2 separate regions of the Homo sapiens genome follow, and region 2 is linked to region 1. A link is a loop called in an ENCODE intact Hi-C map of the cell type or tissue named here. Cell type or tissue: heart left ventricle. All regions are shown on one strand. Links, peaks and the distances in the headings refer to the core of each region. The heading gives the core; the rest is flanking DNA. Region 1 overlaps NRP2 (neuropilin 2). Region 2 overlaps NRP2 (neuropilin 2).

Evidence for each region. Hi-C counts contacts between places; a loop is a spot of excess contacts. Peaks named below come from ENCODE experiments on the same cell type or tissue, not always from the same donor. Only the 100,000 strongest peaks of a DNase experiment are listed, where the experiment ranks them.
Region 2: a loop joins it to region 1, with 2.3 times the contacts of the local background. A loop is called at or near these places in 9 of 110 quality-filtered maps.

What each region holds. Positions count from the first base shown.
Region 1 is chr2:205,752,859-205,762,166 of GRCh38, forward strand. NRP2 (neuropilin 2) reads left to right here. Exons shown (of 17, transcript NM_003872.3): 12 at 1-117. Among named protein-coding and RNA genes, the nearest start is that of NRP2, 75 kb to the left of the region's middle. RefSeq lists an enhancer at 1-626. In heart left ventricle, for the core only: no CTCF peak of the experiment used is centred there; no DNase peak of the experiment used is centred there; H3K27ac peaks cover 2,401 bases.
Region 2 is chr2:205,701,825-205,711,132 of GRCh38, forward strand. The region is part of intron 2 of NRP2 (neuropilin 2); the gene reads left to right. Among named protein-coding and RNA genes, the nearest start is that of NRP2, 24 kb to the left of the region's middle. RefSeq lists enhancers at 4,778-4,917, 5,128-5,427, 6,303-7,079, 7,371-7,530. In heart left ventricle, for the core only: no CTCF peak of the experiment used is centred there; DNase peaks (open chromatin) are centred at 5,022 and 5,487; H3K27ac peaks cover 5,722 bases.

The DNA of each region.
Region 1 (9,308 bases), core at 796-8,795:
GATTCAATTGCAACTTCGATTTCCTCGAGGAGCCCTGTGGTTGGATGTATGACCATGCCAAGTGGCTCCGGACCACCTGGGCCAGCAGCTCCAGCCCAAACGACCGGACGTTTCCAGGTAAGCCAGCTGTGAGTGAAGATATGAAAGAGTTAAGGCCAGCTTGTTCCACATACTTCAACCCCAGATTCCCTTACAAGCTTCATAACTTCCCACCGCACAGCAATCCTCTATTCTTTGCCCACAAACCACCACAGTCTTTGCTCAAGACGTCACCTCAAAGAATAGCCAGTTGGTGGTTCCCAGCCTCTCTTGTGATTACAGCACAGCCTGGAAGCTGGGAGGGAGAAGCGGAAGCCAAGATAGAAGAAAGAGGAGAAAGAAAAAAGGGACAATTGGGAGGCCCTAGGAGATGGGGCACGAGTCAGTGTCCTCTTGTTCCCATAGCCAGCACCCACTGCTATTATCACAGAGCCCCTTGTCAACTTCGAGCTGGGTACTGTTCCTAAAATGGCTCATTGGGAGATGACTGGCCTTGAGTTTGATTTATACGTCTCTGAGGGTGCCACTGCTTCTACACCAAGTCAATTTGAGGGACCAAAATGCTGCCACACCCATGGGTATCTAGCAGAGCTGCCTGGCACTTGGCCTCTAGAAGAGTATTGCTGTAAGTCCTGGATACATTGTTAAGCCCACCATTTTAGTTTCAGAAAGCCAGATTTCAGAAGCTTCTCCTGGCACTGCTGACAAGAAGGGGTTGCCTCTATCCCTTCTAAACAGGTAGCAAGAGTTGTCTGCTATCTCTGCTGTTACGTGCTTTCACAGCAGTATGATGGTAAATGTTTAACAATAGGCTTTTTAGGGATTAAAAAATAAACTGCTTTTTAACGTTTGTCACTTTCAGTGGTGTAAATACCCTTACCATAGCTGAGCTTAAGCTACCAACACAACATCAATGGAGATGGAGTTGAGAAGTCAGTAAGAGAGCATTATATAGTTTTTTTTTCCATTGTGCAAATACAGTAGACAGAAATGACTCCAGAAGTATAGCTACTGATAAAATGTATTAAGATAACTAGCAAGTGTTGAGTTTTGAGGATTTGTTACCTTTGTTTTTTAATACAATTTATTGAATTATAGCTTTATATAATTTAATTTTTACTAATGAATACATTTAACAACTGGCTTGCAAAACACTTGACAAGCAGCTCTCACAAGCTGGTACACCTTGGATCTAGCACAGCACTGAGTGACTTTGAATTCTCCTGTACTTCTGGCCTGGACCTGAGACCTCCATAAGCACTGGAGAGGAGAGGGGTGAATTCCGGAAATTTAGTAGATCAGTTTGCCAGGGTACAATAGGAAAAGGCTAGAAAATAAAAGAGGGAAAGGGACCTTCCCTTCTGCAGGCTTCCTTAGAACTGCTTCTCACCCCAAGCACTGGCGTGTCCCTTCTTCCCGGTGGGGGCAGTGGGACAGATGCTAGGAGAACACTTGGAGCTGGCCTCCTGACACAGTCCACACTTGCTTCCCTGGAGGGTCACAGTGCCTGATCCGGAGAAAAACATTTTCATATTTCAAGTGTTTATCTCTTCAGCATTTGAGTGCTCAGAGAGATTAATATCTGAAGATCACCACAGCCTCAGGCAAAAGAAGAGAACACTTACCCCAGTCCAGCCTTAATCACCCTCCCTTCTCTGTTCACTGCAATAATGTTTAATTAATATAATGAGCCTCCTGCACGTTGGGAAAAAATACTTATTTTTATAACCCAGCCTGGATTTTTCATTTCATTTCCACTCCTTTGAGACTGCATCCAATTAATTCATGGTTGTTCCCAACCCCCATGTTTTATCTGAATGTAAAGAAGGTTTGTGGGGTCTGTGTAGGTGTGGGTATTCTAGTGTTAATGTGTGTGTGCATGAGTGTGTTTGTGGTTTCTGTGCATGGGTGTGTGTGTGTGTCTGTGTGGTATGTACCTCAGCAGAGGCGCTTGGAATAAAAGGATATAGCCGGGGTCCTCTGCAGGCTGGGGAGGTTGGCTGGCTCTTATTCAGTGTCTGTCCTCAGGTTCATTCTAATGATTCTGGCCTCCTCCCTTGACTCTTCTAAGCATATTTTCTCTGGGAGTGTCTGAGGGCAGCCCTACCCAGGCCACAAGGCCACCAATTACTGAGTCACAGCTCCAGGGGAGCTTAAGTGACCTCCCTTTGACCCTGGCCTGGACCTCTGTTTCTTCACCCGTTCACCACCGCCTCCTCCTCGTCCAGTCCTGGCCTTCACCCGAAAGCCCCTATGGTTGACCTTTGCTACTGGTTGGGAATTCTAGTCTTTGTCCTCCTTCCAGTTGATTCATTATACCCTGTGGTTTGGGAGGGCTTTTCAGAGCAAGCTCACAAAGTGGGCAGAATTCCAACCTTTGGCTGAATGGATGGGGACAGAGAGAAAATTACGGCCATAAGGAACTGCTAAATCTAATGTTGTTCCTCCCTTAAGATATTGAAAGGGAAAGTAATTATTTTCCTATTCCAGAGGAATCCCGAAGTTTGGGAAAGTGGCACTTATAACCTGCCTCCAGGAAACAAAATCATAATATTGTTCTCAGAGCCCTTCCCTCTATCCTCTGATGACTTTATGAACCGTTCTCTGTATTTCCCATTTTCCTTCTCCCTACAGAGCTTGATATTGGGCTTTAAGCAGGAGAGGAGAGAAAGCCCTTTCTGTTCAGGGTGGTCCTTACTTCTTCTCCATAGGGAAAAAAAAAAAAGGAGGGGGAGGCCCTGAGGGGATTGGGGAGAAGGGAAGCAGCTGGCTTGGTTGGGGGCAGAGCAACTGCTAATGGGTTCAGAGCGGCTGGCGCCCACAGAGTCAGCCTGAAAGCCTGTTGTGTGCCACACTTTGCCATCCACAGAGGGGACCGTCCCACTCTTCACGAGCGTGTGCCATATGCTTCATCCCCTGATGAGATAGGCAAACAGAAGTAATGAAATTTAAGAAAGGAGGTGTCTCTGTCAAGTGTGAGGGGCGTCAGGGTGAAGAGAAAGGTGGATGGGAGAGGAGCTAGCCGTGTTGAAGTACCCAACACGGGCCCTATGTGGAAACTGCTTACATTCCTCGGATATTTTCTGATTTCATTATTTTCTCATATTTTCTTTCTTTTTTTTTCCTTTCCTTTTCCTTTTAAGTAAGCAATTAGTTCTGTTCTTTTTGGCCAGTGGTTGCCTAAGGCTGAAAAGCACCCACTGGTTTCATTCCACTGTTTTTGTTTTTCAAGATAGTCTTTCAAGCCAGTCAGAATTTCTGTTTTTAGCTCTTTGCTTGTGGCTTAGCTGCCTGGAGTGTGTTCACACCAGCCTCTGGGGACCCTGTTCCAAATTCAGTGACCCCTGCTAGCTGCGGAGGAACACTCAGTGTTCTCTAAGAGGCCACTTTGGCTTTCCTCTGTAGTGACAATGACATAGGAAGCACCCCCTTACTAGGAGATGGCATGTTTCCTACATTCTCAGGTGCTTTGAACATAGACAGAGTTTTGAGAATGATCAAAGCCCAGCCTTTAAGAACCGAGACAAAAACTCATAGGGCGGGCAGGTATCTAAAGCTGCAGCATTGAATATTGTAGCCATGAGCCATGTGTGGCAATTTTATTTTAATTAATTAAAATGATTACAGCCAAAACTTCGGTTCTGCTGTCCCACCAGCCACATTCCAAGGGCACAGTAGCTACACTGTATTGGTCAGTGCATAGACAGGGCACGTCACTGTATACACGGCATCATCACAGAATGTATTGGACAACACTGCTCCAGTGCTTTGGACACTCACATGAGAGCAACCACCAGGGGCCCTTGATGATTCTTTAGTTCCCTGGTTTTGGTATGAACCAAGAAGCAAGTAATGGAGGGATGTGTCTTCTGTGGGATCCCTTGATGGAGTGTTCAGTGGCTGGTATCTTTATAGCTGTCTCATTCTCCCTCACTAGATAACTACAGTAAAGTAAGCAAGTAACATGGCATTAGATGGTGTAGGAACTATTGCGATTAATCAAAAAGAGCATTGTAAGTAAATATTAATACTAAGTAAGGTCAATAATCATCATCATTGTGATTGTTGTGTCATTTTTATTGTCAGGAATGAGACAAAGAAGATGAGGTAAAGGGTACTAGGCCAGGTCAGCTTCAGAATCCTCCAGTGTGTGTTCCCCCTAAATCTGTGCTCTTTTATTCGTGGGTTGGCCTTGTGAAATCTGATTACAGTATTACTTCAATGACTTTCAATCATGAAAGTGATAGAAAGAAAACAAGCGAAGCTGATATTGAACAGAGCTTTGACTGCCTGGTCAAAGCCTATGGGATTGAGGGAACAGAACCTTTACTCTAGGCTCAAAAACAAGCTCAAATGGGAGTAAGTCGAGAATCTTAATGTTATAAAATACCCAAATTTTACAAACAGTGGCTGGCTATTCCTTCAAATGTAAGAAGTAAGATTGTTAACACCTCACTGGGGCTATTTTGATGCAGACTGAGCCATTGAATGAATTCCGTTAGAGTGGGAGACCTTAGCCATGATTCACGGTGGAGGCGCACACAAGAAGATTAAGTGAAGTGTGGATGGGTATGGTGAGTGGATGGTTGCAGAGAAATCAGAGGAAATAACTGATGAGTGAATTTACTCATAATGGGCTTGATTTTAGACAGTGAGCAAGTGGTGACTGAATTGAAAAGCAACTCTGAGTTCAAAAGATCAGGTGGGACCGATGGCAGCAAACAATCCATTGAATTGCTGTTAGATTGAACTGTCTTCAGAAAGAGGTTGCTGTGGCTTGGCTGGGGCACAGACACTGCAAATCCAGAGACAGAACTTCCTGGGCTCTGGACCATGATAGATAATTAAAGATCAGGAGCAGCTTGGCTAAAAGAAAGCCAATAGTCAAGGAATAATTTCAACTGGAAAAGAAAAGGATAGAGGCCCTTCTTTAAGGAAGGTAGAAAAACATCCCAGGCTTTGCAGAAAAAAATAACAGCAGGAAGAAGCTTTCTTTACCCTTTTTTTTTTTTTCCTGCAAATCATGATTGGTTGAGTCCCCCAGCAGTGTGTGGATTGATAACGAAGGGGCAGAATGACAAGACAGCCTCAATGGCAAAACCTTCATGAAAGCCGGCAGAGTGAAAAAACAGCTCTGGGTAGATTCCTGCAAGGGCTAGGACTGAAACCTTCATGTCCACAAAATGGTCTATTGTAAACCTTGAGAACATCTTGCTAAGTTTATCCAAAGTCAGTGTTTCCCTTAACTGGTTGCTAATTTGAGGACCTTAGCAGAGATAGGCAGACCTTGGAAGGCCAGCTGAGGGCTGACTCATGTTTTAAGCATGGACTATGCAAAGAGACTACATCTCCTACAGCACTAAATATTCTTTCAGATGGTCGTTCTAGTAGGAGGGCAAGATGCTAGCCAGGAGATGTGCGTGTTGGACAGATGGTGTGTTTGGCTTTGTGATAGCCAGGAGGATCAAGCTGGTGATTTATTTCAGGGTTTGGTGAGGTGTAGACACAACTGATTCCATTGCTGTTGGGCCAGTCGCAGTCACGTGTTCACATGACACTTAAGCAGCTGAAGCCAGATGCGGCCGTAAATCGCCAGGTGAAATATCAAGAGACCTTTCCAGAGACAGCAGCAGGTTAAAATGCTGAATGGCCCTGTCCTCTGTACTTCCTCTTCACCCTTTTGAACTCCTGTTGTTCATTCCCAGGCGATTGTTTTCCCTGTATCATTGGCAACAACAGATGTTTTGGGTCAAGGACCCAGCGAAATGCCTCCCAAGTATGTCAGGTCCAGGAGGAGAGGAATTGTATCTCTGGGACATTATTTCTTCAATCTCTTTCAGCAATGGAACATATTTCCTTTCCATTGTCTTTTTCTTGGAAGCTGTCCATTGCCGGCATCATAGCCATCAGCTACAAGAACAGGCAGGGCTGGTTCTTAGCTGGTCAGTTGTCACGTTCAGGCGACCTCTTGACAATCCAAAGGGCTTTACCTCAAGGTTCAAGTAAATAAAAAAGTAGCCCCCCGCCCCCACCATACCAGCTCTTTTGACGGTCCAAGTAATCAGTAGCCACTGTATACCTAGAACATCTTCTGTGTCTGACAGTGGTGGGCCATAAATCGGGAGATTCCAGAAGAACAAACTTCAGTTGCAGCACGTGTTTGATCTCAATATCTATGTGTGGGTGCCATGACTTAAAAGAGCTGAAGCATTTATAATAGCTTGGAAGAAGGGTCAGTGGAAAACCAACACTGCCCTAGAAAGTAGACATTTGAACCATGCCCTAGGAAGTAGACATTTGAAGGGGCAAGGGTTCCTAGGGAAGCAAAGACTACGAGTCTTAATTCTTCACAAGTGAAAATGTCTCTAAGTTGGAAAACAGAAATTGGCTATGCTCCATCAGGGGTAGAAGGAGGAAATGTCTCTAAATGACAGCAGGAAAACTTTAAACTGAATTTAAGAAGTTTCTGATGGTTAGGGTTGTAACCTAGAAAACACACTACAGACGTGGCCTATGGAAACTCCTTCTCTGGAGAATTTAAAGCAAAGGGTGGACAGCTGTTCTTGGATGCTTTTGGCACGGTTCCTCCGGGAGGCAGGACTGGCCTGCCCTAAGATCACTTGAGGTCCCACTCTTGTTCCAGGATCATGTAATATTTTATTTCATCTACTGTGAAGCAACACAAAAGACCTGTGGTGATGGAAAACTTGGGGCCGGCTGGTTTCTGGAGAAAGAGCAGATAAGGGGAACCAGTCTTTGTCCAGAGAACATCTTTACTGCCCTCATGCCAAACATACTTCTTTTTGAGTCTTGGATTGGCCTTCCTGGGTTATTGGTGGTCTTTCTATCCTTTTTGTTTCCTAGTAAAATAAAGGCAAGCATAGGAGGGAGTGTGTAGAGTGATATTAATAGTAACAACTTTTCCTGAGCTCTTAATGTGTCCTTGTTACTGTGCAAAGCACTTTACATGGCTCATTCCATTTACTCTTCCCCCAACTCTATGCAGTAAGACTGTCTTTGTATCCATTTTACAGATGGAAAGACTGAGGCTTTAAAAGCTTAGTGAGTTAGGCTGGGAGTCCAATCCAGATGAGAAGCTATGCTGTGGCAGGTTTACTGAGTCCAATGAGGATTCAAATCCTACGTCACTCCAATTCTCTGAGCCTCAGTTTCTTTTTGGTGAAAATGGAGAAGATGGTATTTATTTTGCAGAGCTAGATTTCACAGGGAAGGTGACATCAGGGGAGGCAGGTAAAGCCTCCCGTGTGATCGCGCACAGGCAGCAGGTGTTCAATGTGTTCATTCCTTTCCCCCTGCTCTTCTTCTCCCTTCCTTGGGCTTTTCCTGGTCTGAGTCATTCCTTCATGATGTCCCTGGTTCTAATCAGGCCTCTGTCAGTGACAGGCGCTTTGCAGCTCAGCATCTCTCTGACTGATGTCTACTGCTAATTCCTTAAATTTACATATCATCTTTCTTCCCTGGAGCTCATAGCACTTAACAGACAAGTGGGGCACAAATGATTTAACGAAGTGAAATCCAGAGGCCTGCTCGTCTGGAGATTCTGCAGACTAGTGGATTAGCTCAGATGTCAGCACTGAATTATGATCCTTCAGCTGCTTGTGCTAAGCATGTCACTAGCATTAACTCCCTGGTCTTGCAATGTTCCCCTAAATCATGCATAGAGATTGTCATTTTATCGTGAGAGGGAGATGGGAGAGAAGGAGAAAGGAGAGAAGAGGGGAAGGGGCTACCTGGTGGGGTGGGTCACTGGAAGGGGCAGACTGTGAAACCTTTGGCCTGGCTGTGCCTGGAGTTTCAGTAACAGGAAGGGTAAGTAGAACAGACCCAGATACAATCCATTCAGCCCAGTTCTTCACACTTCCACACACATTTCACTTACCAAATTCTAACCATGATGCCATGATTTCCCTGCCGCTTAAGAATGTAAATTCACACAAGTGACAGTATCTCTGCCAAACAATTTTCAGGCAGCAAGTGGGTCTTATTTGTGAAACTGTGAAGGAAGAAGGCTGAATAATAAATCTCTAAAATCTGGTTTCCTTTATATATGAGGTGGCAACAGTAAGGGCTTGGAAATTACCGGAAGCGTGGGAGCATTTAAAGGGTTCTCACTGGTGTCTCGGTACACTGGGTGCTTCCACAAGCCACCTTGTCATTACTGGTGCACCTCACCTTTGAAAGTGGCTGTTGGCTTGGGAGGGTAGAGGGAATTGTGAAGGGATTATATCTAAGGGATTATGAGAAGCTAGCTGATTCTCCTGTCCTCATTTCCAATGTATAGCCTCATATCATTCTTTAACCGTGTATTTATCATTCTCCATTCATCCATTCATTCATAGAAACAAAATTTTCTTGAGGAGTGGCATATATATAGCACTATCTAGGGGTAGAGAGAAGAAGCAATGTTAAACCTTATTATTTGTAAGACCAGCATTTACAATATAACTGGGGTGATAAAAAAGACATGAAAAAACCAGTTAAATTATAATGCCAGGCAGTGAGTGATTACCTGCTGAAATCCATGGAAAATGGCCTGCCTGAAGTCCTTTTAAAAACATAAAATCAGCAGTACAGTCAGTAAATGCTAGAGTTGTTGAGAAAAGAAGCGGATTAATGTTGCATGTGCCAGAATAGTTAGGAGAAGAACTAGCCAAAGGGACGGGGTAGATGGAGTGGTTCAGGGAGTGGAGAATTACAGCTAAGAGGAGAAAAAGCAGCAACGGGCCCAGTGGGGAAGCCAGTTTGCCTCAAACAGAGTGTGATTGATTGCAAGGACTTGGGGCAAGCTACCTGCAGAGCAGCTGAAATAAAGAACTTATTGCATGAAGGTGGAAAACCTGCAGTCAGGGGTCTCGGCTCTGCCATTGAAGTTGCCTCTCTACCTTGGACAAATCACTTTAACCTTTCTGAGCAGTTTCTTCATCATGTGCAAAGTAAGGTTAGTAAGTCCTATCTCACAAGGATATAGAAAGGATGACATGAAATATTGCATGTAAATGTGCTTGTAACCTGTAAAGCATTATGCAAGAATGAGCTTTAATTATTATCATTAACAGCAGTAATAGTAAGATCTGATAGGGGAAGCATAGGTTTAGAAGATCTTTGAGGGTCTGATTTGGCATCAGTGTATCCTCCCTCAGCAGACACCATTATTAATTCTCTTCTGTAGACAGCTGCCTTTTAGTTATCTGTGCTGATTTTGGCCTTGCAGAGGTCACACCTTGTAGGGTATGTAGACAGATGTGGCT
Region 2 (9,308 bases), core at 886-8,885, 51 kb before region 1:
GATTTCTGATAAAGAACATTCTAAATCATGTGCTGCACTTCCCTGTCTTTTTAAAACCTACATTGAGAGGAGTCAACTTTTTCTCAATGATTCAGGCTTTTAATTCTAAGCTTCACTTTTGTGACAGCAGCCAGTATTGCCATAATTGGAACAGGCAGATTAAGATTTGAATTTTTATTGACCTTTTAAACTTCCCAGGCCTCAGTTTCCTCATCTGCAAAGCTGTCATAATAATAAATATCTTGCAAGATTGCTCTGCCTTTTTATGTAGATGCCCAATAAGTTAGCAACTGTGTTAGCATCATTGGACTTTGTCAGGGGACAGTTTGGGACTATTTTCTATCAATCCTCCTGCTTTCACACATCCTGTTACGAGTATGCCTGTCTCCTGTAGCCTTCCCATTCTGACTTGTTTTTGCTTTTTTATGGGGTTATCAATTTTGCTTCAGGAGCCCTTGCTGTCTCTTGGGAAGTTTGAGTTCTGGGACCTAAGCTTTGCTCAAGCCAGTGCAATCCCAAGGCCAGCATTTCCAGTTGGCTTCAGCCAGCCAAGCTTGCAGCAGAGTTAGGACTGGGGAGTGATCCCCAAGTGACAAAGCGTAAGAGCAACAGAGGATGGAGTTCTCAACATCAGTGTAGCTGCTCACAATCTTTTTTTCTGAACTCCCCCACACCGTTATATTCTGCATATTTAAGGTTTTGGATATTTGCCTCTAAGTGTCCTAGATAAACAAGGTGCTCTTGTGTTTATTTACAGCCAGAGGGGCCCTCTATATCTTAGAAGATATGTCTGTTTCTCCCAAAGTAAGAGATGATATCTTAGAAAGGTAGCAGTTTCCCAGTTGATAACCTGATCATAGTAAACAGAGAGATCAGACCAGACCTTAGTCATCTGGCCCCTCCCCATTCAGCCAGCAGTGTTTCCCTGTGCTCAGTAAACACCCTCGATTCCCTGCAAACAACCAAGCATAGTCTTGCATCTGCATGAGCCCCCTGAGTTCCCAGGGCTCCAGCCCTCCTTTCCCTCCCTCCACAGTGTCCAGCTGCAAGCTCCCATCTTCCTCCCCTGAGTTTCCTTGCTTCCTGCAGTTCCCTTTTATCACCCTTTCCTCTGAACTCCCAGAGCACTTGATGTTGCCTGAGTCCCTTGCTTTTTGTTCATATGTGGTCATCTTGAGTTCTCAGCAAGTAAATTCTACAAGGGCACAAAGCATGTACTTCATATCTAAACTCCCATGGCGCCTAGTCTAGGAGGGTGCTAGGCAGGTGTGTGCAGGTGATTTCGTGATATTTTTTACATTGGAAATGCCAGGCAATAGGTCAGCATGAGCTGAATCTGTGTTGGAAGGCAGACAGATCTGTGTTCCCTATTTGTCCCTCTGGGAATATGACATAATCTTAGGGGGTAGGACACAGGCCAAGAATGTCACTAACTGATTTGGGACATGAGTCTCTCACCAACAAAATGGTAATAGACCATTCATTCATTCATCAGGAAATAGCTATTAAACACCTACTATGTGCTAAGCACGTTGGTATTATTGGGAATACAGTGATGAATAAATCATATTCTTTTCCCTAAAGTCACTGTTACTCTTTCCATTTTACAGATGAAGAAACTTGGGCTCAAAGAAGTTAAGCAACTGGCCCAAGGTTCTACTCCCATAAGTGGCAGAGAAGGGTTTTGAAGCCAGATACCCTAGTTTTCAATCTCTGCTTTACTCTTGTGCTGTCTGCCTCCCCGGCATCATGCATTTGGCAGGGGACATGATATGGACCTGTTACGTGGGCCCACAGCATCCAGGTCCAGCCTAAGCTGGGAAGATCAAGGAAGGCTCCCTGGAGGAGGTGACGCCTATACGAATTCTAAAGAATTTGGCCAGGCAGCAGGGAGTGTGTTTGGCTGGTGTCATAGGCAGACAGCAGCATGCCCAAAGACAAGAAGGAGGGAGGGTTTGATGCCTTCAGGAACCAAAATAATTGAACATGCCTGAACCCAATTTCTTAACCAGTGAGCATTGTAAGGGTAGACTAAAAGGGGCTGTCCTTGTGACTTGCTGACACAAACCCTTTTCCCGGTGAAGAGGTGCCTGAGCAATACTATTTAATTGTATTTCCTGGCCAGACAACTTCCACCATCTCCTTAGGAGACAGGGTGGTCAGGAAGCAGGAAAGACTAAGATGATGGGGACTCTCTGCTGTCCCCACCTTCCCTGTCCATTGTAGGGTCTCTGCAGCCTCATACCCTATGTCCAGCGACCTCCCCCACCCCGCCGCCAGTGGAATGCCTGAAAGTGGGGTTTGGCCTGGGAAAGTCCAGGTAACACTTCAGATTAAGCTCCTCTTGTCAATTTCCTGCTACACAAGACTTTCTGAATCCAAGTCTCTTTCCTATGAATAGAGGGCGGGAGGCCAGATTGCCCAGTTGGAGGTGTGGCTTCAGCTGGTCTCCGTTGAAGTCTGAAAAGCCAACAAAGCATAGTGAGAATTCTGTGTGGTTCAAGAGGGTGCCTTGTGCTTGTTGAGGAGAGGCCGTTGGCTTGATCACTCACGACACTATTACTGACGTTATTATTTACTGCCTGCCCAACCACAGAAATATTCTGATTCCCCTAAGGAGCCAGTGAGCAGTAATAATTTTCTGTATTGCAACAATCCTCCTAATGACAGAAACAGATCCACCTCCAGGTACGTGGTGGACGAATGGGAGCAGCTGGCTGCTGGCCCCACACTTACCAACCTTGACCACAGGGTCCACCCAGCAACTCCACCTCACCCATGGATCAGGGGGAAAAACAACTCACAGACTGTTCTCCTCTTACCAAGGTTAAAACGCAGCTGGAATTACTTTGGGCAGTTTGTTTTTAAAAATGAGTGTTGCAATTGTAACTGTCTCAATGCAAGCTTCGCTGTAGATGCCCTTCTTAACAATATGCTTTATCTTCTGACTGAGAAAATCACTTGAGATGTTATCATGCACAATCCCACTTGTTCTGCCTCTCCACCCTGGCACCTTCTCCGAACCCAGAGATCCCAGAGGGCCAGCATCTCACCCCATGTAACTCCATGTAATTCTCCCATCTAATTACACCGGCTGAGAGTCTGTCTTAAGAAATTCAGTGGGAGCTCCAGGTGTGGAGGGGATAAAGAAGAGATGGAAATATACCAAGTGAAAACATCAGATTTTTCTAAAAAGGGATTTGTGTATTTTCCTGGAGTCATGAGTCCTATAGAAAAAAATTTATATTCTTTTTGTTTTGTCCTTTTTACTGGCAAGGGATTTAAGCCTTTGGATTAAGAGAAACTCAAAAGATAATTTAATTCCATTCTTATACTTCTGCCTGGATAAATAATTCCAGAAAAAAAAAAAAAAGATATCAGCTGCCCTTGTCTTTCCTTCCAGAAAAGAGCTTCTGTAATCGTCCTTCATTATGGGACATCGTGCCTCACAACTCATCTCAGTTGATTGCAGAGTAGATGGTTGTATTTAATTTACATAATCAAAATTTTTTTCCTAGAAGGAGAATCCCTGAAAAATGTTAGCTGGGTCAAAATAAAATTTTCTAAAAAGAAGAAGGAAAAGGAAAAGGAGAAAGAAATGTGAGTTGGGCTTAGGTTTGGGAGGGCAGCAGAAAAGCATGACTTTTTTTATGCCTCTTTTCGAGCTTTGTAGCCAAGCATCTTGGCAGTCTCTAATATTTTTCTACTTTTTCCCACTGGGGACTCAACTGTATGTTTGTGGGTCACGTGGAGGAACTCTCAAAATTAGACAACAATAGCAAACATTTATTGAACTCTTGCCAGACATCAGGTCCTACCCTAAGTTTTCTATGTTTAACCGCCACAGCTGGTACTGGTACTACTATTATCCCATTTAACAGATGTAGATACTGAGGCCCTGAGAGATCACACAGATAGTAATCGTGGGGCTGGGTTTGAAGCCAGGCAGCCCAAAGCTGCCTTTGTATACCTGTGTCAATCTGCTTGGAGCTGTCATCTGCTGTCCCAGTGCTTAGGTATTTGGGGCCTCTCTGATTTCTTTAGATATCCTTGACAAGCCTTTTCTTTTCCTTTTCTCTTTTTATTCCTTTTCTTTGCCTCTTCCTGCCATGCAGTCACCTCCGGATGCCAGCGGGGCAGTCAAGGAGAGAGATCTCTTTCTGTGTCTTTAAATACAAGCCAGAGGCCTCTCAGTCCATCGTCTCTCTCTGCCTCCCTGTCACCTACCTCCTACTCCCCCAATCCCCCCACAGCCCCGCTCACCATCCTCTTCAAATTCCCTGCCATCCTCACCACCACCTTCACTCTCCATCTGGAGTCCAAAGATGTGAGGGCCAGTAATAGAGTGTCAGCGGAAGTAATTGATTCCTCACACCGAGAGAATTCGCCTGCCTTTAGTGTCAATGGAGCTGAACCAGAGTCTTGGAGGGTGAGCGAGACATGTAAACAGTCCGTGGCCGAGCTGTCAGGACGAAGCCAGACACACCGGAGAGTGAACGAGGGGGGAAATGGTGGAACAAATAATTGTTTTATTGGAAAGGAAAGGAATAAATAATATTTCAGCCCAGGAACTGGCAGTTTGAAAGAGATGGTTGAGAGCTTGGAGCAGAAGGATTCGTGATGCAGGTTTTAATGGAAGAGATTTTCTTTGTCTCAAAGTAGGAGGTTTCGTCCCCACCCGACCCCCCTCTCCCATTATCATCATTATTATCATTAAAATAATTACTGTAACAATTACAGTTGATGAGACCTCAGGTTTATACAGCACCTTTCATCTAAAAGTTCAAAGCGATTTATCTATGTGTCATCTTTTGAGAGTGGTAGGAGGGTAAGAAACTATTATTTTGGGGGGTCATCTGCTGGGAAACTGAGGTCCAAGCAGATACAAGATTTAGTCCAAGCCTCAGGGCAGGCTGCTGGGTTAAATGGTGGGGTACTGAGTTATCTTCTTGGGGGCCTTTTCTGCTGTACTCTTCACTGCCTGGGCCTTTATACACACGTGGCTCTTGAAGCTCATCCCCGGCACTGATGCCTCCTCCCACACTGCCAGGGCCTCCACTGGTCGCTACAATATTGTGGCCAACCAGCCAGAAGCTCTGTGCGCAAAACAAACAGCCTGCTTCTGGCTGTGAGATGAATAAAGATCCTTCAAGGTCTGACTCACACAGCTCCCATCCTGCTTAGAGACTTCCTGTAATCTGGTTCCCTTTCTTGTAGAAGCTCATGTCCTTTCTAAACATCTTTCTTCATGGTCTTATGAGGCTCTAGCCAGGAGCACCCAACATTCCTAAATGCTTGCTTCTTCCACCCCCAACAAACCCCAACCTGTTCTCTCAGAATGGAAAGGGCATTTCTGGGATGGGGAGAGAAGGTGAATGCTTTAACATGCCTCACATGGCCCGGGCTGCCTGTGCAGCATGATGCTTCAGAATGCAGCTGTCGAAAGCATAGTCACAAACGGAAGCGGTTCCAGCTGACTGGCCCCTGAGTGCTAGATTCAGAATCTCCGCCCTGGCGTGGCAGCAGCCCTTTCCTGCTTGGACATTAGTGCAGGCCCATCATTTCCACACCATGGTGTTTTTTGCACAGTAGTGACAAGTTTGCCCCTGGAGCCAGGAGAAGCTCCAAGCTCTGTAATCTGAAGCTCCAAGTAAATGAACTCTAAAAGGGAGGCCCATCACACCTGCCACCTACTCCCAAACTGTCCCCTACTTGGATTTCTGCATGGCACGTTTTTCAGATGAGTTTTGCATCTTCCAAGTTTTGTTAGGGAGGCTGGATGCCAGCAAAGAGGAATAGAAAAATGATATGGAGCCTAAATCCCTGGAAAAACAAAAAGGACTTTTCTGTTGCTGTGGTGGATTCCCTGGTGCCCAGTACACTTCCGTTCCCAGCAGGCTCCCGTTTTTTGGACAGACGGGGAAGTTATGATTTGCCCTCACAATTGGATCCCCTGGGAGCCAGAATTAGTGTGAACACCTATTCCGGAGGGAACTGTTCACCCTGCCGAGTAAAGGGGCACTGCCAGCACACCAGGGGCCCCAGACGCTGTGCTCTGATTGCCCTTCAGTGACCACCCATGCAGGCAGCCCCACCGGGCACAAAGGCATGATTCCTGTTCCCTTTTGTCAAATGAGGCCAACTGAGGCACACAAGCATGATTGATCCAGGCCAGCGTAGGAAAATTTAGTAAGTCCTGGCCCTGCTGGGATTCACCTTTACACCTGCTAGTGCTGCTGCTGCCGCTGAGAAAAACAGAAATGGAAAGAAATTGTGGACTACTCTTCCTTTGCACTCTGGTATCATTCCAGAATGCTACCAAGGGGCCCTTTAAGTTGACTGCAGAGGGTGAGGATTTTATAGACACAGAGCAGACCAACGAAAGACCCAACACTCATGCTGAAAGCAGCCTGCCCCCAAAGCCTTAAACTTCACATTGGCACCGGTTGCCTAGAAAACCATTCCTTACATAAGCAAACATGTTTCATCCAAGTGGCCTCCAGTGTGTGTGCTGGTCCAGAAGCAGAGCAGACCCGTGACCACACGGCCTCAGGAATGCGCCTTGCTGGCCAGCCAGGTCAGCGAGGGAAATGGTATTCACCCAAAGGACCAGTGCAGAAGTTGGGGAGGCTTTGTTGCGTGCCCTTAATTCTCTGAAAGTTCACCTTCAGAGAGACTTATCAGATGCGTTGTCTGGAGTGGCCTCCTTCCTCACGTCAGGAGGCATTCTTGGCAGCCTGCTCCATGAGGAACAATGAGATTGGCGGGGCCCTCACCATCATCGCAGGGCCTTTGCGGAAAAAGAGCCAGCAATTATAAATAGATGTTATTTGTCGTTTCCATTTTCTTGCCTTCAAGGTTTTTTGGAATAATTCCTTCAGTTTGTTTTGGGTTATTCTCTCCGTGTACTTCCTTTGGTGGGTGGTCAGACTTCCTCCTTTCTGAAGAGCCATGGTGACCCTGGTTGTGAGGGGATTGTGGATAAGAAGCTCAAAATATCAGCGATTTGTGGTGGGAAGAAATGAAGGAAGAAAATACAACTGCAAACAGCCACTATTAAAAAGGCGCTTGGTACTGATGCAGATACCCAAACAAATACAGAGTTTGGTAACTGTTTGAGCCCTTGGCGTTAAATAGCAAACAAGAATAACAGCAGCAGTAACAACAAATGGCTATTCATGGAGCATGTACTGTGTGCCATACACTGTGCTGACCCATTGATATGCATTAACTCACCAGCCTCTTGGGAGCTTGAGCACCTTGCTATCTAAGACAGCAGATGGAGGACGGGTGGTTTTGAACATAGCCTGGGCTCAGAAACACAAGTTTGAAATAAAATCTCGAAAACTCAAGTGTCTGAAACACTGTTGATGGATTTGTGCAGGGGGATGATTTTTTAGAAACCCAGCCCCAAGAAGCAGGGTATTGAGACTGCCTCTAACTGTGCTTTTCGTTTCATCTTCTCCTGTCTGGCTCCCAAGGTGTCATGTGTGTGTAACTCTTCTCTTCTCCACATCCACCATCCTGTTTTGTTTTATGCTGGTAATAATAAAAATAGCCAGGGGCTCTCAGGTGCTTCCTTAAGGCATCTGGCACTGTGCTGGGCCTGCATGTACCTTCGCAATCCTGCCACCACCCGCAAAGGTGGAGACTGTTATTATGTCCATTTTGTAGATGATGAAACTGAAACTCAGAGAGGTTAAATACCTTGTCTGTAATCACACCATGAGCAAGTGCCAGAAAGTAACTGGGTCTGTCCACAAAGCCCACATGCTACACTTCCCAGGTTACACAACACCCTCTTAGGTATGTTTCCGTTAACAGTAATTTAACGTTTCTTTTGTCACAGACCTTTTCCCTAGAAAAATGTGCCTACTCACAAACACAAAATTTCGGCAAACAAAGATAGAGCTTCCCCAACCCACTTACACTTGTGTGTAGGCCCTAGGAGAAATCCCCGCATTTAAGAATATGTGCTCTAGATGATAACTTAAGAGCTTATAAATATATGGGATGCTGCTTTCTCACTCCATGGGCCATATGTTCACATATGGATATATATGTGCTTATAAAAATACTCCACTTACAAAAATTAATATGTTATCCCATCTGAACTCTTACAAGCTAGATTTCTGCTGGGTGAGTCTTGAAATCATGGATTCCAAATCCGCTCACTTTTCCTGTTGGTGATTTGTCTATTAATTTTGGTAAGTCCTTCAGCCTTGTTTAAACAGAACAACTCAAAAGAGCAAGATTCTGTTAAGTCTCTTACATATCTTACACCCATTTTGTGGAAACCTAACTGAGGCCCTAAGGATTCTTTACACCTGGTACCTGCTAATGCTATTGTGCTATGGCAATCCGGTATTTTCATTGCCCTCAGATCTTCCTCCCACAAGGAGACAAAGGGAGGAAGGGAAGGTCTCTGTGCCCTGGAGTTTGACTACTTGGGTTCAATGCCTGTCTCTGACCTTTCCTCCTCATGTAACCTTGGGCAGGTCACTTAACTGCTCTGAGCCTCGATGTCTGCATCTGCAAATGGATGGTAATTGTAACAGGGCCTGGTTTGGATGAAATGAGGATTAAATGAAATAATATCTGAATCAATGGCCTGGCCCATAGTAAATGCTCAATAAAATGTGAACAGTTTGCAGATATACCAGCTTTTTAGTAAATGGGTGGTACAGATGCAAGGCAGAAATTCAAGGAAATGAAATTTACTTTAAAAAGTCTGACCTGACAGTGAGCTGACTTCTCCATAAAGGCTAGGTGACTGTACTGAGCCTAAGGAGCAGGTGGCCTGGCTTCAGGCCTGAACCGACCAGAGACCTCAGCATTGTGCAGATCTGCCTTGCAGCCTTTTTAGACATCGTGCAGCTTCTTTGTTGGGAAGTTGTATGTGACAGTGCTGTTTTTTTTCCTCCTAATTTCCTCACAGGTTTTAATGTAAGGATTAATAAGACAGTGTTTGTAGATGTCTTTGAGCCTCCTGGAAGAAAGGCACTCCAGGAGGTGATAAATTCTCTGGCCTGGATAATCTACTCATGAAATATGGAACTTTGAAAGTGTGAGAAAAATCTCAAATCACTTTGACAGCATTTTAATTATAGTTGATTTGTTTGCCGCTAATAGTGAAAATGCTGTCAGCATGATTTGAGATGTTTCTTCCACTCAAAATGTTATATTTCATGTTTTTGAGTCACAAGGCAACATTTTGGTTTTCAGATACAACCAGAATAGCTCAGTAAATGTGTTGGGGCACAAAGACAGAGAGTATAAAATGGATCAAACTCCACGGAAAGCATCAT